Regions from separate parts of the Homo sapiens genome. Here region 1 is linked to region 2. Evidence: read pairs that join two places in POLR2A ChIA-PET (ENCODE). Cell type or tissue: PC-9. All regions are shown on one strand. Links, peaks and the distances in the headings refer to the core of each region. The heading gives the core; the rest is flanking DNA.

What was found. Peaks named below come from ENCODE experiments on the same cell type or tissue, not always from the same donor. Only the 100,000 strongest peaks of a DNase experiment are listed, where the experiment ranks them.
Region 1: POLR2A ChIA-PET joins it to region 2 with 20 read pairs; 7 of 35 experiments call an interaction of 5 or more read pairs at or near these places.

Annotation. Positions count from the first base shown.
Region 1 is chr1:29,042,688-29,054,318 of GRCh38, forward strand. It overlaps EPB41 (erythrocyte membrane protein band 4.1), which reads left to right. Exons shown (of 21, transcript NM_001376013.1): 12 at 10,417-10,625. Among named protein-coding and RNA genes, the nearest start is that of TMEM200B, 75 kb to the right of the region's middle. In PC-9, for the core only: no CTCF peak of the experiment used is centred there; no DNase peak of the experiment used is centred there.
Region 2 is chr1:29,100,617-29,112,247 of GRCh38, forward strand. EPB41 (erythrocyte membrane protein band 4.1) reads left to right here. Exons shown (of 21, transcript NM_001376013.1): 18 at 8,720-8,821. Among named protein-coding and RNA genes, the nearest start is that of TMEM200B, 17 kb to the right of the region's middle. In PC-9, for the core only: no CTCF peak of the experiment used is centred there; a DNase peak (open chromatin) is centred at 5,495; H3K27ac peaks cover 834 bases.

The DNA.
Region 1 (11,631 bases), core at 1,168-9,167, 59 kb before region 2:
AGGCTAGTCTTGAACTCCTGGCCTCAAGTAATCTGCCTGCCTCAGCCTCCCAAAGTGCTGAGATTATAGACATGACACCCCCCAACTTTTTTTTTTTTGGTGTTTTTCTACTCTCCTGAGGGGCTGTTTTAATAGTAACAATACAAGGCATGTTGCATGCTTTGTCTTAATCTTCATGAAAACACTATGAACTAGGCTTGGAGATTAAAATGACTTTTCATAAGACGTGACATCTGGTAAATGGAAGTGCTAAGAGTGAAATTCAGGTTGGTTTAACTCCAAAACTCATGTTCTTTCAGATACATATTTATTACTTTGTTCAACAATTTTTCCTATGGGCCAGATGGTATTCCAGTCACTAGAGATACAGCCGTGAGCACACAAACATAGTCTCTGCCTTCATGGAGCTTACCTTCTGTCATTGGAAACAAAGAAGAATAAAACAAAATAATTTCAGATGGTGATGAATGCTGTGGAGAAAATAAAACAGGATGAGGGATATAGACTATCTGGGGATGGGGGAAATTAAGGAGTATTTCAGATTGGATGGTCCAATCTAATTTAGAAGGCTTCTTTGAGGAGCTTCATTTGAGCTGAGACCTGAATTATGTGAAGGAGCCGGCCATCTCAAAATCTGGGGAAAGAGCCTTGCAGAAGAGGGAGTAGCAAGTACAAAGTCCTGAAAGTAGGAATGAGCTTGCCATGTGTCTAGAGCAGTGCTGTCCCATGGACCTTTCTGTGCTGATGGAAATCTTTCATTTTGTGATATCCAGTTCAGCAGCCAATAGCTGCTAAGCTAAGAACTTGAAATGTGGCTATGTGCCTGAGGAACGGAATTTTAATTCCAATTTAAATAGCCACATGTGGTGTGTAGCTCACATATCAGACAGCATAGGTCTAGATTCCAGAAAATGAAGGGGCGAGGAGTACAAAATAAGTGAGGTCGGAGAAGTAGGTGGGAGCCAGATTGTATAGGGCCTTGTGGGTCACAGTAAAGAGTTTAGATTGTATTTCATTTGCACTGGGAAGCTATTAGAGGGAGTGATGCAATCTGAATCCCATTTTTAAAAGATCGCTGACAGCTGAATAGTCCATTGAAGTGTCAGTGAAAAGCAGGGCGAAGGCTGTTGCAGAGTCTGGGACAGCCTGGACTTGAGTGTTGGCAACAAAGACAGGGAAAAGTAGTCAGGGATACATTTGGAGATAGGGCTGACTGAATTGCTGACAAATTAAGTATTGGAGATGATAAGGAAAAGAAACTCAAGTTTTATTGCTTGGCTTAATCATTTAGTAGAATGAGAAAATCTGGGAGAGTAGCAGAGTTGGGGATATGGAAAATAAAAACTCCTACTGTGGATAAGTTAAGTTTGAGGCATAATCATTTAATCTTCATGTCTTTGCCATATTCAGATAACAATATCAGGCATCTCCCTCCTTGTCCAGTAAATCACCTTACTTCTAGTTTACCTTATGTGTGGGGAATTATCTTTTTATCCCCATTTTTCAGGTGAGAAAACTGAGGTTGGAAAGTTTAAGTGACTTGTTCAGCATCTCACAGACAGTAAGTTGCAAACTATGACAAAAATCCAGGTCTGTCTGATAGCATGTTCCATGGCTTTCCTTGCTAAATGGAGTTTCATGGTTATATAGATACTATGCCTGATGTATTGTCTTTTCCTGATAGCAAAGATAACCAAAGAGTCAAGTGTTAATGAGCTTTGGTACCTTGAACAAGTTAGAAAGCTTTACAGAAATCACATCTTGACTGCCTTATTACATTTATATTCTGAATTTTTTTTTAAGATGTATGGTCTTAACTTTTCATGGTAATTACCACAGTTCTTGCTACAGTGTATTTAATAAATAAATATTGGCTGGATGTGGTGGCTCACACCTGTAATCCCAGCACTTTGGGAGGCTGAGGCGGGCGGATCATTTGAGGTCAGGAGTTCGAGACCAACCAGGCTGACATGTTGAAACCCTGTCTCTACTAAAAATACAAAAATATTAGCCAGTTAGCTGGGCATGGTGGCACATGCCTGAATTCCCAGCTACTCAGGACGCTGAGGCAGGAGAATCGCTTGACCCCAGGAGGCAGAAGTTGCAGTGAGCTGAGATCGCGCCTGCACTCCAGCCTGGATGACAGAGTGAGACTCCGTCTCAAAAATAACAATAAAATAAAATAAAATACCATTCTTTCCCTACTGCATTCCAGTGTCACCTTTGTTATAAATCAGGTGACCATAAATTTGGGAGTTCATTTCTGGTCTCTCTAATCTCTTGTATTGATCTTTGTGTACCCTTGTGTCAATACCACACTATCTTAATTATTCTAGCTTTTATAAGTGTTTAAATTCTCTAACAATATTCTCTAAGATTATCTTGGCTATTTTTAGCCCTTAGCGTTATCTTATATATTGTAGAATCAGATTTTCTATTTCCACTAAAAAAGTCTTAATACTTTTATTGGGATTTAGTTGATTATATGGATCAGTTTGGAGATAATTGGTATTATAATATTGAGTCTTCTGATTCACAAACATGCTATAACCCTCCTTTTGTTTGGGTTTCCTTTAATTTCTCTCAGTAATGTTTTGTGATTTTTGGTGTAGGTAACTTGTGCATCTTTCATTAGATTTATTCTTACAGATTTGATGTCATTTGCTATTTTATATTAATATTATTAGATAGGGTCTCACTCTGTCATCCAGGCTGGAGTGCGATGGAGCGATCACAAGTCACTGCAGCCTCAGTCTCCCAGGCCCAGGTGATCCTCCCACCTCAGCCTCACAAGTAGCTAGGACTACAGGTGCATGCCACCATGCCCAGCTAATTTTTTTTTTTTTTTTTAGAGACAGGGTCTTGCCATGTTGCCCAGGCTGGTCTCAAATTCCCAGGCTCAGGCAATCCTCCCACCTTGGCTCCCCAAAGTGCTAGGATTACAAGAGTGAGCCACCACACCCAGCCATCGTTTGCTATCTTAAATGGTATCTTTTGGTTTTTGGCTGGTTGCAGTGCCTCATGCCTATAATCCCAGTACTTTGGGAGGCCAAGGTGGGAGGATCGCTTGAGTCTGAGAGTTCAAGACCAGCCTGGGCAACATGGCAAGACCCTGTCTCTAAAAAAAAAAAAAAAAAAATTAGCTGAGCATGGTAGTGCACACCTGTGGTCCCAACTACATGGAAGGCTGAGGCAGGAGGATCACTTCAGCCTAGGAGGTTAAGGCTGCAGTGAGCTGTGCTTGTGCCACTGCACTGCAGCCTGGGCAACAGAGTGAGACCCTGTCTCTAAAATAAAATAAAATAAAACAAAATAAAATAAATGGTATCCTAAATTTTTTATTTTTTGTTCAATTGTTTTGGTACATAGAAATACAATTAATTTTTCTAGTTTGACCTTATACTCAGTAATCTTACTAAAAAAATTTTTTTTTAATTTAATTTTATTTTTTTTTTGAGACAGAGTCTCACTCTGTCACTCAGACTGGAGTGCAGTGGCACTATCTCGGCTCACTGCAACCTCTGCCTCCTGGGTTCAAGTGACTCTCCTGCCTCAGCCTCCTGAGTAGCTGGGATTACAGGTGCACGCCACCACCATGCCCGGCTAATTTTTTGTATTTTTAGTAGAGACGAGGTTTCACCCTGTTGGTCAGGCTGTTCTCGAACTCCTGACCTCGTGATCCACCCACCTCGGCCTCCCAAAGTGCTGGGATTACAAGCGTGAGCCACCACACCCAGCCCTAAAAAATTTATTATTAATTTTAATGGTTTATCTGTGGATTATTTGGGGTATACATTATTGTGTACTCAACATCAACTGAAAATAATGATTGTTGTATGTCTTCCTTTCCATCTCGCATTTTTAATTTCTTTAATTGCTTTGTTGCTGGCTAGAACGTCCAATGTAATGCTGAATACAAGCATTAATAACTATCATCTTTCCCAATTTTAGGGCAAAAGCTTCAGTATTTCATCAAGCTTCCTTATATGGTATTTTCTTTATCATATAAGGAAGTTGTCATTCTAGTTTCCTACACATTTTAATTGTGAATTAGTGTTACTTTTATCAAATGCTTTTTACTTCATCAGTTGATATAATAAAATGATTTTTCTCCTTTTTATGTTAATGTGGTATATTATTTTTACTTTCAATTTTTAAACGACCTAAGAATTTTTGGAGTAAGTTCGAATTGGTCGTAATACTCTTTTCTTTTTTATTGTTTTAGGATTTCTACAACTATTTTCATAAGAGAGATAGGCCTATAATTTTCCTTTTGTAATGTTGTGGTCAGGTTTTAGTTTCGAGTTTATGCTGGTCTCATAAAATAAATTGAGAAGAATTCCTTCTTTTTCTGTTCTCTGGAAGAGTTTGTTAAAGACTGTTGTCATTTCTTTGTTACTGTTTAGAAGAATTCGCCTATGAAGCCATATCTGGTCCTAGAGATCTCACTGTGGGAGGTTCTTTACTTACAGATTCAGTGTCTTTATTAGATAAGGGACTATTAAAATGTTCTAGTTCTTGTTTCAGTTTTGATAAATTGTGTTTCTTTTTTCTTTCTTTCTTTCCTTTTTTTTTTTTTTTTGGAGAGAGAGTCTTAGCTCTCTCAGGCTGGAGTGCAGTAGTGCCGTCATAGCTTGCTGTAGCCTTGACCTCCCAGGCCCAAATGATCCTCCCACCTCAGCGTCCTGAGTAGCTGGTACCACAAGTTCACGCTACCGCGCCTGGCTAATTTTTTTTTTTTTTTTTTGTAGAGACAAGGTCTTACTGTGTTGCCCAGGCTGATCTTGAACACCTGGGCTCAAGCAGTCCTCCCACCTTGGCTTCTCAAAGTGCTGGGATTATAGGTGTGAGTCATCGCACCTGGCCTAGTTGTGTTTTTCTAGGAAATGTGCATTTTATCTAAATTTCCAAATATATTTACATAAAGCTGGGTATCTTTTCAATATCTGTAAGAACTATAGCAGGGTCCACTTTTGCATTCCTGATATTGGTAAGTTGTACCTTTTTGTTTCGAATAGCCTTGGTAGAGGTATATTGATTTTATTAATCTTTTCTTTTTTATATTGTAAATTGACAATTTATGTATGTATGTATGTATGTATGTATGTATTTATTTTTGAGGTGGAGTTTCACTCTTGCTGCCCAGGCTGGAATGGCGTGATCTCGGCTCACTGCAACTTCTGCCTCCCAAGTTCAAGCGATTCTCCCGCCTCAGCCTCCCAAGTAGCTGGGATTACAGGCATGCGCCACCATGCCCGGCTAATTTTTGTATTTTTAGTAGAGACGAGGTTTCACCATGTTGGTCAGGCTGGTCTCTACCTCCTGACCTCAAGTAATCTACCTGCTTCGGCCTCCCAAAGTTCTGGGATTACGGGCGTGAGTGAGCCACCGAGCCTGGCTGACAATTTATAATTGTATATATTTATGGGGTACAAAGTAATTGTCTTAAGTTTTTCAAAGAACCAACTTTTGGTTTTGTTGTTTTTTTCCTATTATATATAGTTTAACTCATGCCAGCTGATATCTTTATTATTTTCTTTTTTTGAGACGGAGTTTTGCTCTCGTTGCCTAGGCTGGAGTGCAATGGCGTGATCTCGGCTCACCGCAACCTCTGCCTCCCAGGTTCAAACAATTCTCCTGCCTCAGCCTCCCGAGTAGCTGGGATTACAGGCATGCACCACCACGCCCGGCTAATTTTGTATTTTTAGTAGAGACGGGGTTTCTCCATGTTGAGGCTGGTCTCGAACTCCTGACCTCAGGTGATCCACCCACCTCAGCCTCCCAAAGTGCTGGGATTACAGGCGTGAGCCACCGCGCCCGGCCTATTATTTTCTTTACGCTTTTATTGAGCTTTTTTAAAAAAAATTCTTGAACTAGATACTCATTAATGTTCATTATTTCTTACAACTTAACCTTAGAATGTAAGTGACTTGCCTAAGGTTACATAGCTAGTTGGAAAGAATTAGAAGGGAATCCGGGACAATTCTCCTAGGCCCATGCTTTTTACTCTTCACCATGATGACTTCTTTTTTTTAGAAAGAGTAGAATAAAAGTTAATAGTCAATATTCCTTGAGCACTTAGTATGTTCCAGGCACTGTTCTATCTTTTAAGTATCTGAAGTGCATATAAACTGAATAGGACAATTTTTTTTTGTAGTTCTGTTTTTAAATGTCTTATTTTTCTCTTTGTACTATAGTATAAAAAGTGGAAATATGTCTGTGTAACTATTTTTCCCTCCTTTCCTTAGATACTTCTCTGTGCTCCTTAAAAGATACTTTTTCCCGTTGAGTCACCCCTCCCTTTTCAAAAGATTAATATAACTCTGTAAGCTAGAGATGGTGTATCAGGGAAACTTTTACAAGAATTGCTTTATAAGGGGTCTTATTTTAATGATAAAAATGAGCATTCCCTTCCTCTTCTGTTATGTGTGGTGCTTAGAGCATCTGCTTCACCAGCTGGAGTACCAAAACTGGTTCAGATCCCAGTTTTATGATAGAGTAGTAAGTTGCAAGCGTAGCTAATAATGATGACAAAGATTATATTTTTCTTGCACTTTTTGCTTTTCAAACCATTTCCATGTATTCCTATTTAATACTAGCAACTTAGTCAATAAGAGAAAACATTTAGGAATTACAGTTTTACTCATGAGGAAACTGGAGCACAAAAGAAAGGGCCACACAACCAGGTAGTTCATCCATTCAGTGAGCAGTGGTTACAGTGATTCTTGCCAGGGGTGTACATCCTTATCACCTTTGGAGCTTTAAAACAAAACACATGCCCAAGCCTCACTCTTGGATAGCTCATCTCACTAGAGTGGGCCTGAGCATCATCTGATTTTTTTGTTTTTTGTCTTGAAAAACAAACATTGTATCAGAGGACACAAATGATTTATGTGGTCCTCTGATAAAAGAACCACCCTACCGCATACTAGCAGAAATTGTGCTAGTAAATAACAGCTAGAAGTAGAAGTTGTTTGCCTTTACTCAGTCTGATGGTTTGAATTTTATTCTTTACTGCTGTAGTATATAACTATCTAAGTTTCTGTTGTCAGCCAAGAGCAATATAGTATTGAAGTTAGTGGGTCACCATCAGCATTTTTCTTTATGTAGACCCTCAGATATGGGAGATACTGGATTTTTAAAGTTATGTATTGTCTATATATGCACCAAAATCTTGTAAATATTAACAGCTGAATTAATAAAACTGAAGACCCACACATCTTAAAAAGCAATCCTTACCCCCAACACTGTGAATATACTAAAAAGCATTGAATTATATATTTTAAATGAGTGAACTGTGTGGTATGTGAATTGTATCTCAAAAAAAGCTGTTAAAAAAAGCCATGATCACTACCATGATATTATAGAGTTAATATCTTCCATATTTTACAGATGATTAAACTAAAGTTTGTAAGATTAAGCTCCACGCCTTAGGCACACTACTATATGTGACTGAGTGTGGGCCTAAGACTCGTGATTTGGCTTTTGCCTCTGTTCCACGCAGCCTTTCACAGCCAGAGCTTTTTATTGTAATGTTATTATTTTTCCAATCTGTGAACTCTGTTTCTGTCAGTTTCCACACTAATACCTTCTTTTCCACATACAGTACAGATTGCCAAGGCTAGGAATGCTGAAGACATAAATCATTTGGCTCTGCAGTATTAGTACTGGATTGAAACCAAAGACAAGTGGCAAAATAACACATGGTGAAAGCATGGGCTAAGTTTCTATGATGCCAGGCATAGTTGAATTAATTCTTTGAGAGGAGGTGTGAATACACATGTATAATGATACTTAAACACAACTGTGAGCAAAATATTTTGTCACATTCCCCTGTGTTGTCAGGTTTGGTCTGCCATCTGCCACTCTTGCAGTGACTGCTTAAAGCACCCATTAGTAGTAGCTCTGTGCTAATCCAGAGTTATTACTACTAACCCAGTAGTAGCAATCTGTGCAAGAGGCCGCAGATTTTTCATGGAAAGATAAAGGAGATCCTTTTTTTTTTTGAGACAGAGTCTTGCTCTGTTGCCCAGGCTAGAGTGCAGTGGTACGATCTCGGCTCACTGCAAGCTCCACCTCCTGGGTTCAGGCCATTCACCTGCCTCAGCCTCCCAAGTAACTGGGACTACAGACGCCCGCCACCACGCCCAGCTAATTTTTTGTATTTTTTAGTAGAGATGGGTTTCACTGTGTTAGCCAGGATGGCCTCAATCTCCTGACCTCGTGATCCACCCACCTTGGCCTCCCAAAGTGCTGGGATTATAGGCGTGAGCCACCACGCCTGGCTGATAAAGGGGATTCTTGAATTTCTGCTGTTTTTCCTATATATCCGCTAAGGAATTAGTTCTTTCATTGGAAATTATGACAGAGTAATGAGCATTTCTTTCTTTTTCTTTTTCTGTTTTTTTTTTTTTTTTTTTTTTTTTTTTTGGAGACAGTCTGGCTCTGTTGCCCAGGCTGGAGTGCAGTGGCACGATCTCAGCTCACTGCAACCTCTGCCTCTCGGGTTCAAGTGATTCTCCTGCCTCAGCCTCCCGAGTAGCTATGACTACAGGCGCCCACCACCACACTTGGCTAATTTTTGTATTTTTAGTAGAGACGACGTTTCACCTTGTTGACCAGGCTGGTCTCGAACTCCCGACCTCAGGTGATCTGCCCACCTCGGCCTCCCAAAGTGCTGGGATTACAGGTGTGAGCCACCGTGCCTGGCCAAGCATTTCTTTCTTAATATTGTTGTATGAAGTAGTTGGGAATTTAAAGTTTTTATCTGTTCAGATTCATGGAATTCCTTTATCTGATCCTTACAGTTTACAAATCTAAAAATTTCAGGATGAATCATGTTCAGTTATAGTCAGTTTAAGAATGCAGGAAAGTCTATAATAAAAATTATTGATTTCCATGCAAATTGATTAAAATATAAGAGTCTTGGCTGGGAGCGGTGGCTCACGCCTGTAATCCCAGGACTTTGGGAGGCCAAGGCAGGCAGATCACTTGAGGTCAGGAGTTCAAGACCAGCCTGGCCAACATGGTGAAACCCCATCTCTACTAAAGATACAAAAAATTAGCCAGGCATGGTGGCATGTGCCTGTAGTCCCAGCTACTGGGGAGGCTGAGGCAGGAGAATCACTTGAACCTGAGAGGCGGAGATTCTAGTGAGCCGAGATCATGCCATTGCACTCTAGCCTAGGCGACAGGGCAAGACTCCATCTTAAAAAAAAAAAAAAAGTCTCAGTACAAAAGAGGATAACAATATGTTATCAGAAATACTAAATCATGCACAAAAACACTTTCATTCCTAGATACTGTCAGATAAGTGAAGTTTTATTACAAAGTGTAAATGTTTTATATCCCTGAAAGAATGAACATAAAAACCATAAAAAGAGTATGAGTGATTGTTTTGAAGTAAGCTGTCTAAAACTTAGATACCAAATATTCCAAAACAACAATTGGCTCTTTGAAAAGATCAAGATTTTATCATAAGTCTGTATAGTTTATTCTCTCTAAAACAGTCTATACAACTTTTCCCCTAAATTAAGGTTTCTCAACCTCAGTAACTTCAGCCTCTATGCACTGGATGCCAGTACCTCCCGTCTCTCCCCTCCTCTGTTACAACAACCAAAAATGTCTCCGGACATTGCCAGATATTCTCTGGGGACAATTTACTCCAGTTGAGAACCACTGCCCTAAACATATTAGAGAATAAGAGCTGTAATACAAATTGGTAAGGCTGAGAGATAGTAGGACAGAACTCAAAAGATATTTTTGTTTAGGTTTGAGGACTGACAGTCAAAGATTTTGAATTTGTGTTATTTTAATCAAATGATTTATTATTAAAAGGGAGAGCATCTGGTTCAAATATTTGTCCTTACAAGCATCAGAAAGTAGTTCATGTCTTACCAGAAGAGCCATTTATCAAGTTATTTTGTAATCATTCCAAGGAGGCTTACAGAAGAAATCAGACTTAATTCTTTTTTCTTACAATATATTTTTAGGTTCCTGAAATAACCTAAAAATGAACACATCTTTATTTTTAAAATGCCTCATGGAAGAAATCACATTTAGTTAACCCTTTTTTTCCTGCCATAGACAACATTGCAGGTTTTTGAAACTAAAATTACGAGATAAATGGATTTTCTATTTCTTTTCTTTGATCTTGTCTCCCCTGAATTCAGCATTCATGGAACATGATCATTAACACATTTTAGCCTTTCTACTGAGGGTACATTTAACTTCCTTGTTGCTATCAGTTCCCTGGCAGAGCACTAATGATTTATTTTTTACCCTCTGTGTGATAGCCCACTACACACTCTAACATTCGTGTGTATCCTGGATTCACAATTATTTTGCCTGGTGACTTTGAAATAATACAGTAGCTCTGGCCTTTACTTATGCTTCCCTTTTCCCTTTCTCACATAGCAGCAGCTGTCGATTCGGCAGACCGAAGTCCTCGGCCCACTTCTGCACCTGCCATTACTCAGGGTCAGGTTGCAGAAGGTGGCGTCCTAGATGCCTCTGCTAAAAAAACAGTGGTCCCTAAAGCACAGAAGGAAACAGTGAAGGCTGAAGTGAAAAAGGAAGACGAGCCACCTGAGCAAGCTGAGCCAGAGCCCACAGAAGCATGGAAGGTATGTCATCAGTCCAAATACCTAGCTAACTCACTTTCTGATTTAGAGGCCTTAACTTTTTGACCAGGAACGTTTTCAAAGCAATTGCTTATTCTCATAGACTCAACAAAGTTATTCTTCATTCTTTCTAAATGAAGATGTCTCCCATGAACCTATAAAATATTTTCGTAGAGTTATGTCAGTAAGACTGTAAGCTATCTCAGAAGTTATAAGGTGACCCACTCCTTGACCCAACTATTATTTTTATTTATTTATTTATTTTTTTGAGATGGAGTCTCGCTCTGTCACCCAGGCTGGAGTGCAGTGGTGCGATCTTGGCTCACTGCAAACTCCGCCTCGTGGGTTCATGCCATTCTCCTGCCTCAGCCTCCTGATTAGCCGGGACTACAGGCGCCCGCCACCATGCCCGGCTAATTTTTTGTATTTTTAGTAGAGACGGGGTTTCACCGTGTTAGCCAGGATGGTCTTGATCTCCTGACCTTGTGATCCGCCCGCCTCGGCCTCCCAAAGTGCTGGGATTACAGGCATGAGCCACCGCGCCCGGCCCCAACTATTATTTTTTTAAATGATCTTATAAAACACACCAGTATGATTGATCCTCTGCTTTTTAAAATAATTTTACTCATCTAGAAGGAATCTCCACATTGCTTTTTAAGACTAAGCTCTGCTATTGTGATTAAAATAAAATTTTATTTTCTAAGATGGATGTATGCACATTTCCAAAGAACTGGTATTACATAAAGCGCATCTGTGTGGTTGCTCAAATCTTAAGTACCTTTACAAAAAGGAGAAGATTCATTATGTAGGAGAGGTTGTACTGCTGAGTTGCCTATGGTTCTGAGTTAATTGCACCCACAGTCACTGCACTGTGTTGAAAAATCACCAATTTAATTAGCAGATTTCCTAGACAGTGACTAGACTGACCTTTTATATGTTAAGCTTTGTAAACACATTTAAGCCGTGATGGAATCGAAGTGCTAGCTCAGATTTATTGAAATAAATATAG
Region 2 (11,631 bases), core at 2,283-10,282:
CCCATCTCTTTTATATATATATAAATAAAATATTATATATATATTTATAATTATACATATTAAATTATATAATTATAATATATATTTAATACAACATATAATTATATTAAATATGTAAATTAATATATAATTACACATTAAATATATAATATATATAATATATATATTAGCTGGGTGTGGTGGCATAGCTGTAGTTGCAGCTATTCAGAGGCTGAGTTGGGAAGATTTCTTGAGCCCAGGTGTTCAAGGCTACAGTGAGCTAGAGTCATGCCATTGTACTCCAGCCTGGGCAACACACCAAGACCCTGTCTCAAAAAAAAAAAGAGGGCCGGGTGCAGTGGCTCACGCCTGTAAACCCAATACTTTGGGAGGCCGTGGTGGGTGGATCACCTGAGGTCAGGAGTTCAAGACCAGCCTGACCAACATGGTGAAACCCCATCTCTACTAAAAATACAAAATTAGCCGGGCACGGTGGTGCATGCCTGTAATCCCAGCTAGTCGAGTGGCTGAGGCAGGAGAATCGCTTGAACCCGGGAGGTGGAGGTTGCAGTGAGCCAACATGGCGCCATTGCACTCTAGCCTGGGCAACAAGAGCAAAAGTCCATCTCAAAAAAAGAAAAAAAAAGAGAAAGAGAGAAATAGAATTTGTATCCTAGCTCAATCAGGTAGGTACCAACTAGGTAACCTTAGGCAAGTTGCTAATCTCTCTAAGCTTGTATTTCCTTGTTTGTAAAGTGGGGATAATACCACTGACCATTGCAAGCTTTGGAGGAAAATTAGGTGAAATGATGTCTGCAAAGCACTGGGCATGTTTATGGACACTTAGTGTCAGTATGCTTCCCTATTCTCTCTTTCGTGGTCTAGAGTGCAGATTTTGAGTTTGGTACATAATGAGAGTTTAATTAGCCAGGCGTGGTGGCGTGCACCTATAGTCCCAGCTGCTTGGGAGGCTGAGGCAGGAGAATCGCTTGAACCTGGGAGGTGGAGGTTGCAGTGAGCCGAGATCATGCCACTGCATTCCAGCCTGGGTGAAAGAGCGAGCGTCCATCTCAAAAATAAATAAGTAAATAAATAAACAAATAATGAGAGGTTGCGTAAAGTTTATCGATACTAACAAAGTGGCATAATTGAAGCAATGAGCCAGGCGTGGTGGACGCACCCATAGTCTCAGCTGCTCGGAAGGCTGAGGCGGAGGCTCCCTTGAGCCCAGGAGTTCGAGGCTGCAGTGAGCTGTGATTGTGCCACTGCACTCCAGCCTGGGGAACAGAGTGAGGACCTGTATCAAAAAAACAAAATAAAGTAGGGAGAGGTCTGGGACCAGGAATATGACTAGAACATCTCTGGAGAAATGCTTGTAAAGAACTGAAGTGTCTGAGGAAACAAGAAAAAAGAAATGTGTCAGTCGAGAGAGACAGAGAAATGAATGAATAGGTCTTGGCAGTGAAGGGGACTGAAAAAGAAAGGAATAGGAAATTACTTAAAAATTGTACACGCTATTAGCCAGAGGATATAGGAAATAATTACTTCATATGGCAGAATCCCTTTAAGTTGTCACTACCATGGAAACAAGCTAAATGTCCATCAGTGGAGAGCTGGTTAAATACATTATGGTACATCCAATTAAGGTAATTCTGTGTGGCCTTTAATAAAAGCTTCTGATGGGAACAAGCTACATGATAAATTGGTAAGTGAACAAGCATGGTGCACTATGGTGGTACTGTTTATGGAGGGGAGAAGGGATGTATATTGCAGCTATGTGTGTTTAGGTTTGTATATCAATACACTCTCTCTGAATGGGTACTAAAAAACAAAACAAAAAACCAACAACCAAAACGTATAGTGGCCCCTGATGAAGGAGACTGAGACTGCAGGACTCGGGTCAGGAGTGGGAGGGAAACTGACTTTTCACTGTAAAACATTTTGAAGTATTAAAATTTTTATAGCATAGACATAGCCAAAAAATTTTATTTTATTATTATTATTATTATTTAGAGACAGTCTTGCTCTGTAGCCCAGGCTGGAGTGCAGTGGCATGATCTCAGCTCACTGCAACCTCTGCCTCCCGAGTTCAAGTGATTCTCGTGCCTCAGCCTCTTGAGTAGCTGGGATTACATGTGCATGCCACCACACCTGGCTAATATTTATATTCATATTTTTATTTTTATTTTTGTTTGAGACAGAGTTTCCCTCTTGTCGCCCAGGCTGGAATGCAGTGGTGCCATCTCGGCTCACTGCAACCTCCACCTCCTGGGTTCCAGCGATTCTCATGCCTCAGCCTCCCAGGTGGCTGGGATTACAGGCACCCACCACCACACCCAGCTAATTTTTGTACTTTTAGTAGAGACGGGGTTTCACCATGTTGGTCAGGCTGGTCTCGAACTCCTGACCTCAGGTGATCCACCCACCTTGGCCTCCCAAAGTGCTGGGATTACAGGTGTGAGCCACCGCACCCAGCCTAATTTTTATATTTTTAGTAGAGACAGGGTTTCACCTTGTGGGCCAGGTTGGTCTCAAACTCCAGGCCTCAAGTAGTCAGCCCGCCTCGACCTCCCAAAGTGCAGGGATTACAGGCATGAACCACCGCACCCTGCGCCCCCAAAATTTAAATGGTTCAAAATAAATTGTTTTAAAAGTTAGAGCCACACTGACCACAGAAGTCCCTGTGGTGTGGGTGTAGGTAGCTCCTACAAAAAAAGGAAATGGAAGCAGTCATTTTAAAATATCCTGACATATTAGAGAAATATAAAGGCAGCGTGATATTCTTGACAGAGCCCGTGGGCTTTGGAATTAGAGTGACTTAGGTCTTAATTCCGACATTTGCTAGTTTTGTGACCTTGGGCAAGTCCCTTATCTTTTTGAGCCTTAGTTTTCTCTTCTGAAAAATACTGTGATCAAGTTATTGAAATAAGCACAATGTTTGCCTGGTATTTATTAGCTATTCATAATGGTAGCTATTATTATATTGCGTTGTTAAACATTTGCCTTTATTTCATTTTAACCAGGCTTAAGACAGTCAAGATACAAATTGCTTTTTATTTTATTTGTTTGTTTGTTTATTTATTTATTTTTGAGATGGAGTCTCACTCTGTCACCCAGGCTGGAGTGCAGTGGCGCGATCTCGGCTCACTGTAACCTCCACCTCCCAGGTTCAAGCAATTCTCCAGCCTCAGCCTCCCAAATAGCTGGGACCACAGGCATGCGCCCCCATGCCCGGCTAATTTTTTTATTTCTAGTAGAGATGGGTTTTGCCACGTTGGTCAGGCTGGTTTCGAATGCCTGATCTCAGGTGATCTGCCCGCCTTGGCCTCCCAAAGTGCTGGGATTACAGGCGTGATCCACTGCTCCCGGCCCACATTGCTTTTTATTACTTATGCTAGACAGTGGGGTAGAGTGGGGAAGAGTGTTGACTTTCGAGTCAGAGTCAGATTTCCTGGCTTTGAACCTGCCCTGTCACTAGTGTGCAGTCAAATTACTAAATCGCCATGTGCCTCAGTTTCCTCATTTGTAAAATGTGGCTAATAGTTGTACCTCATAGGATTGTTGTCAGGAATAAATGAATTAATGCACATAAATGTTTCCAAAGTGCCTGGCAGATAATAAGCACTAGATATTCATTTGCAATTGTTATTATTTATTTACTATTTCTACTTTTGCTTTTATTATCTTGCTGGATAAGTAAGCCGGAGCACCATTTTTTTATTTATTCACAGTCTCTGTGCTTTGGAAAACATGGTCAGAGGGGATAGTTTTTACGTGTAGTTTTTTATGTGTGTATATGGGTGTGTTTGAGGTAAAATTTACATACAGTGAAATGCACAGACAGGGTCTCGCACTGTTGCCCAGGCTGGAGTTACAGTGGCATGACCACAGTTCACTGCAGCCTCGACCTTTTGGGCTCAAGTGATCCTCCCACCTCAGCCTCATGAGTAGCTAGGACTCCAGGCGCACACCACTACATGTGACTTTTTAATTTTTTTTTTTTTTCGAGACGGAGTCTCGCTCTGTCACCTGGCCTGGACTGCAGTAGCATGATCTCAGCTCACTGCAACGTCTGCCTTCCGGGTTCAAGCAATTCTCCTGCCTCAGCCTTCTGAGTAGCTGGGATTACAGGTGCGGGCCACCATGCCTGGCTAATTTTTGTATTTCTTTTTTCAGTAGAAACAGGGCTTCGCCATGTTGGTCAGGCTGGTCTCGAACTCCTGACCTCATGATCCTTCCGCCTCGGCCTCCCAAAGTGCTGGGATTACAGGTGTGAGCCACTGTGCCCGGCCTAATTTTTTAATTTTTTGTACACACGGGACTCACTTTGTTGCTAAGGCTGATCTCGAACTCCTGGGCTCAAGCAATCCTCCCTCCTCAGCCTCCCAAAGTGCTGGTATTACAGATGTGAGCCACCATGCCTAGCAATTTGATTGGTTTTGACAAATGGCTATACATGTGTAACCAAGACACATTTAGGATACAGAACATTACCCCTGAAACTGGCTTCATAGCCTTTTCCATCTGATTTCTACCCCTTTAGGCAGCCAGTGCTCTGCTTTCTATCAGTATTGCTTAGTTTTGCCTGGTTTGGACTTCATGTAAGTAGAAGTATACAGTAGTACACTTTTGTGTATGGCTTCTTTCTTTCTTTTTGAATTGGAGTCTCACTCTTGTCATCCAGGCTGCTGGAGTGCAGTAGTACCATCTCAGCTCACTGCAACCTCCACCTCCCAGATTCTAGCGATTCTCCTGCCTCAGCCTCCTGAGTAGCCAGGATTACAGGTGCCCACCACTTCACCTGGCTAATTTTTGTATTTTTAGTAGAGACGGGGTTTCACCATGTTGGCCAGGCTGGTCTTGAACTCCTGACCTCAGGTGATCCACCCACCTTGGCCTCCCAAAGTGCTGGTATTACAGGCCTGAGCCACCGTACCCAACAGTGTCTGCCTTCTTTCTGAATATAATATTTTTTAGATTCATCCATGTTATGTGAATCAGTAGTTCCCTCTTTTTTATTGCTGAATAGTATTACATTGAATGAATATACCACAATTTGTTTATCCATTCATTTGTTGATGGACAGTTGGATGAATTTCAGTTTGGGAAAATATTAATAAAGCTGCTATGAATGTTCATGTACAGATCTTTTTTTTTTTTTTTTTTTTTTTGAGACAGAGTATGGCTCTGTTGCCGAGGCTGGAGTGCAGTGGCATGATCTCAGCCCACTGCAACCTCCGCCTCCTGGTTCAAGCGATCCTCCTGCCTCAGCCTCCAGAGTAACTGGACTACAGGCATGTATCACCATGCCTGGCTAATTTATTGGTATTTTGTGGTAGAGATAGGGTTTCATGATGTCGGCCAGGCTGGTCTCAAACTCCTGACCTCAGGCAATCCACCTGCCTCGGCCTCCCACAGTGCTGGGATTTCAGGCATGAGCCACCGTGCCTGGCCACAAATCTTGTTGTGGGCGTTTCATTTATCTTGAGTAAACATCTAAGAGTCAAATTGCTGGGTCATAGGACAAATGACCAGTATGAGGAAACATTGGTAAGAGGATCAAGGAAAACAGGCCCTGTATGGGAACAGGGTAAGTAGGAAAACATAACAGTGTCTCCTGCATCTTTAGCATTCTTCAGAGACAGAAAAGAGACTAGAGGGAGCGGGCAGGAGGTAGATAAAGATAGAGTCACAGGTTTATAGAGGAGTTCTTCAAAAAGCTTTAGCCCTTCTGGCATGCAAATTCATGTTATAACAATTTATAAGCTAATTTTATTTGTATAATTTCTTTGTATGCTCACAACAGTGCTACGGTGTAGGCAGAACACATATTCCCATATTGCTTTTATTTTTTATTTTATTTATTTATTTATTTTTTTGAGATGGAGTTTCACTCTTGTTGCCCAGGCTGGAGTGCAGTGGCGCAATCTCAACTCACTGCAACCTCTCAGCCTCCCGAGTAGCTGGGATTTTTTTTTTTTTTTTTTTTTTTTTTTGAGATGGAGTCTTCCTCTGTTACCCAGGCTGGAGTGCAGTGACACAATCTTGGCTCACTGCAACCTCCACCTCCTAGGTTCAAGAGATTCTCCTGCCTCAGCCTCCTGAGTGGCTGGGACGACAGGCGTTTGCCACCACACCTGGCTAATTTTTGTATTTTTAGTAGAGATGGGGTTTCACCATATTGGTCAGCTGGTCTTGAACTCCTGACCTCGTGATCCGCCTGCCTTGGCCTCCCAAAGTGCTGGGACTACAGGTGTGAGCCATTGCACCCAGTCCCCAGTATTGCTTTTATAAATGAGAAAACTAGACTGGGTGCAATGGCTCACGCCTGTAATCCCAGCACTTTGGGAGGCTGAGGAGGGTGGATCACCTGAGGTCAGGAGTTTGAGACCAGCCTGGCCAACATGGTGAAACCCTGTTTCTACTAAAAATACAGAATTAGCCAGGTGTGGTGGCATGCGCCTGTAATCCCAGCTACTTGGGTGGCTGAGGCAAGAGAATCGCTTGAACCCAGGAGGTGGAGGTTGCGGTGAGCCGAGATCCCACTATTGTACTCCAGCCTGGGGAAAAAGCAAAACTCCCTCTCAACAAAAAATAAAATAAATAAAAATTTAAAAATCAAATAAATGAGAAAACTAAAGCTCAGAGAAGTCAGAGTGACTTGCCCAAGGTTCCACAGCTGGTTACTGTCTGAGTGGGGACCCAAACCCCAGACTTCAAACAGGGAGTTTCTTGCCCTGAGTCCTAGTTCAAACACCCATTAGAGTCTTGGACAAATTCTTAACCTCTCTGGAGCTCTGTTTTCTTAACTGTACAATGTGTATAATAATGGTTCCTCCCTCAGATATTGAGAGGCATAATTGAGACAACAGTTGAATTATATGCTTGGCACATAGTAGGAGTATAATAAATATTAGTTGAGTCTGAATCTAAAGTAGATGACTGGTCTTGGCTGAAGAAAATATTAGTTAGCGGCTGGGCGCGGTGGCTCAAAGAGCTGTAATCTCAGCTCTTTGGGAGGTGGAGGTGGGCGGTTCACGAAGTCAGGAGTTCGAGACCAGCCTGGCCAATATGGTGAAACTCCATCTCTGCTAAAAATACAAAAATTAGCCAGGCGTGGTGGCAGGCGCCTGTAATCCCAGCTACTTGGGAGGCTGAGGCAGGAGAATTGCTTGAACCTGGGAGGCAGAGGTTGCAGTGAGCCGAGATCACACTATTGCACTCCAGCCTGGGCAACAGAAGCGAAACTCCATCTCAAAAAAAAAAAAAAAAAAAATACAAAAATTAGCCGGGCGTGGTGGCGCGTGCCTATATTCCCAGCTACTCAGGAGGCTGAGGCAGGAGAATTGCTTAAACCCAGGAGGTGGAGGTTTCGGTGAGCTGAGATCACGCCACTACTCTCCAGCCTGGGTGACAGAGCAAGACTCCATCTCAAAAAAAAAAAAAAAAAAAAGCTAATGTTTGAAAGGCATTTGTGAACTATAAAATGCTATACATGTGCTTAATTATTGTCACTAATGTTGACCTGTGGCTATGTTCCTGCCTCTTATTTCTTTTTTTTTTTTTTTTTGAGACAGAATTTCGCTCTTGTTGCCCAGGCTGGAGTGCAATGTCGCAATCTCAGCTCTCCACAACCTCTGCCTCCTGGGTTCAAGCTATTCTCCTGCCTTAGACTCCCGAGTAGCTGGGACTGCAGACATGCACCACCACACCCGGCTAATTTTGTATTTTTAGTAGAGATGGGGTTTCTCCATGTTGGTCATTCTGGTCTCAAACTCCCCACCTCAGGTGATCTGCCCCCCTCGGTCTCCCAAAGTGCTGGGATTATAGGCCTGAGCCACCGTGCCCGGCCCCTGCCTCCTATTTCTGATCCATTCCTGTCACTGACTCAGTGCTAAGGAAACTATACCCATCCAACTTTCTTAGAAGGAACTTTGTGCCCAGGGAATTTATTTTATTTTATTTTATTTATTTATTTTTAGACAGAGTCTCACTCTGTTGCCCAGGCTGGAAGTACAGTGGCGGGATCTTGGCTCACTGCAACTTCCACCTCCCAGGTTCAAGCATTTCTTCTGCCTCAGCCTCCCGAGTAGCTGGGATTATAGGCAAGCACCACCACGTCCGGCTAATTTTGTTTTTTTAGTAGACACAGGGTTTCACTCTGTTGGCCAGGCTGGTCTCAAACCCCTGACCTCAGGTGATCCACCCGCCTACACCTCCCAAAGTGCTAGGATTACAGGCATGAGCCACCGAGCATGGCCCAATTTATTTTATTTGTTAAGAGGTTACCCTGAAAAAAAAAAAAAAAAAGAGGTTACCCTGGCCGGGTGCGGTAGCTCACACCTGTAATGCCAGTACTTTGGGAGGCCGAGGCAGGCGGATCACCTGAGGTGGGGAGTTTGAGACCAGCCTGACCAACATGGAGAAACCCCATCTCTACTAAAAATACAAAATTAGCCCGGTGTGGTGGTGCATGCCTGTAATCCCAGCTACTCAGGAGGCTGAGGCAGGAGAATTGCTTGAAACCGGGAAGCGGAGGTTGCAGTGAGCTGAGATCACGCCACTGCATTCCAGCCTGGGCGACAAGAGTGAAACTCCGTCTCAAAAAAAAAAAAAGAGGTCATTCTAAGGGAATGAGATTTTTGCATCAGAATGTGCAGCTGAAGAGCAAAGCTGCAGCCTGCAACATTTGCCCAGTCTTCCTGAGAGGCATGATGATGAGCCATGCTTTCTTCTGCAGACTGACGACAACAGTGGAGACTTGGACCCAGGAGTCTTGCTGACAGCTCAAACTATCACATCTGAGACCCCAAGCAGCACCACCACAACTCAAATTACCAAGGTAACAGACCAGCTAGAACCTCTTTATGGAACCCAGGGGCAGGCTAAGCTTGCTGCCACCTCTCTGCAAGAAGGACCCTAGTCCATAAGCAAATATTTTCAGCTCCATCCCTAGTAAGCCACATTATTCAAAGAGTCCTGGATGGAAAGGCCCTGCTGCCTTCCCCAGCAATAAATCTAGGGAGATACCCTGAGAGTATCCCTGCCTACTTAGTAGTCTCCTAAAGGTAGGTGTGGTTGTTCTCTTTACACATCTGTCTCTCTGGTCAGTGAGTCCCCTGTCTGGCTGTGGAAGTAAGTTTAAAAAGTCAGCATGGCCAGGCATGGTGGCCCACACCTGTAATCCCAGCACTTTGGGAGGCCAAGGCAGGTGGATCACCTGAGATCAGGAGTACGAGACTAGCCTGACCAACATGGTAAAACCCCGTCTCTACTAAGAATACATAAATTAGCCGGGTGTGGCGGCATACACCTGTAGTCCCAGCTATTCGGGAGGCTGAGGGAGGAGAATTGCTTGAACCCAGGAAGCAGAGATTACAGTGAGCAGAGATTGCGCCACTGCACTCCAGCCTGGGTGAGCGAGCAGACTCTATCTCAATAGAAAGTTAACTTAAGGGGCCAGGCGTGGTGTAATCACACCTGTAATTCCAGTACTTTGGGAGGCTGAGACAGGTGGATCCCTTTAGCCCAGGAGTTTGAGATTAGCCTTGGCAACATAGTGAAACCTCATCTGTACAAAAAAATACAAAAAAAAAAAAATGTGCTGGGCATAATGGCGCATGCCTGTGGTCCCGGCTACTTGGGAGGCTGAGGTGGGAGGATCACTTGAGCCCAGGGCATCAAGGCTGCAGTAAGCCGTGATCATGCCACTGCACTCCAGCCTGAGTGACAGAGCAAGACCCTAAAACCTATCTCTGTAAAAACAAAACAAAACAAAAAGTCAGCTTCAGGGAAATTATTTTTGGTATTTTTATACAACCATATTTTCCAAGCCCAAAATCAGAACTCTGGGTCTGAGGAAGAATTTTTACAGCATTCCAGGGACAAGGCCATGAGAACTTGTTTGGATGCTGAAATATTGGAATTATTAGAATGTAGTTTATAGGAAGCAAGAGAGAGAAAATATCTAAAATTGGAACTACCCCCAGAAAATCAGAGGCAATCGATGTTTGCTGTAACACTAGAGGAAAATACTTTTTTTAATAGGTAAGAAATATAGCTTCTTGACCAAGCTCTCTCATCAATACACAGATGACTGGAAACTAGTTAACTTAATGTGTCTAGACCTTGGTTTTCCTCATCTACCAGAAAGAGAAATCTACTCACCCTCAGGAGATTATGTGAGGACCTTTTGACATCAATAATATGAAAATGCTTTAAAATACAAGAGCCCAGTTTCAAGCTGTGTGACATATTTGTTCATAGCCTTCAGATTTTTTTCCTCTTGAAAATGATCATGGTGGCTCATGCCTGTAATCCCAACACTTTGGGAGGCCAAGGCGGGCGGATCACCTGAGATCAGGAGTTCAAGACCAGCCTGGCCAACATGGCGAAACCCCATCTCTACTAAAAAAATAAAAATTAGCCGAGCATGGTGGCACACGCCTATAGTCCCAGCTACTCGGGAGGCTTAGGCAGGAGAATCACTTGAACCCAAGAGGCGGAGGTTGCAGTGAGCTAAGATCATGCCACTGCACTCTAGCCTGAGCAACAGAGCAAGACTCCATCTCAAAAAAAAAAAAAGAAAAAGAAAATGATCAATTAAAATGTATAGCATCAGTATCCAGTCTCTAAAACAGAAATGTATGAGAGAAGAGCACAGAAAGTCCTATTTTGTTTACTTGCTAGATTTCTGTGGTATTCAGGAGGAAGAAAAAGGAGAAAGTAAATACAGAATTGTGACTTTCTGTTTAGCTTAATAAAGATTTTAGTAATCCAGGCTGGGCGCGGTGGCTCACACCTGTAATCCCAGCACTTTGGGAGGCCGGGGCGGGCAGATCACGAGGTCAAGAGGTCGAGACCATCCTAGCTGACAAAAAACCCCGTCTCTACTAAAAATAGAAAAAATTAGCCGGGCGTGGTGGCAGGCGCCTGTAGTCCCAGCTACTTGGGAGGCTGAGGCAGGAGAATGGTGTGAACCCAGTAGACAGAGCTTGCAGTGAGCCGAGATCGCACCACTGTACTCCAGCCTGGGCGACAGAGCAAGACTCCGTCTCAAAAAATAAATAAATAAATAAATAAAAAAGATTGTAGTAATCAAGGCTGGATGTGGTGGCTCACGCCTGTAATCCAAGCACTTTGGGAGGCTGAGGTGGGTGGATCACAAGGTCAGGAGTTTGAGACCAGCCTGGCCAACATAGTGAAACCCCATCTCTACTAAAAATCCAAAAATTAGCTGGGCATGGTGGTGCGTGCCTGTAGTCCCATCTACTCAGGAGGCTGAGGCAGGAGAATTGCTTGAACCCGGGAGGCAGAGGTTGCAGTGAGCCGAGATCACACCACTACACTCCAGCCTGGACAACAGAGCGAGACTCTGTCTCAAAAAAAAAAAAAAACAAAGATTTTAATAATCCAGGGGAGTAGAAGTGTACTCTACAAGGGAGTAGAAGTAGCAGGTCTGGTTGAGATTTTGGACAAGTAGGTTAGAAAGCTGTCCTTTGCAGTACCCAGCAGTAGATTAAAATTTGGAGTGGAGCTTTCGGAATAATCTTTGCTATTTTTCTTTTTTTGTTTGTTTGTTTGTTAATAGAGACGAGGTCTCATTATGTTGCCCAGGCTGGTCTCAAACTCCTGGCCGCAAGCATTCCTCCT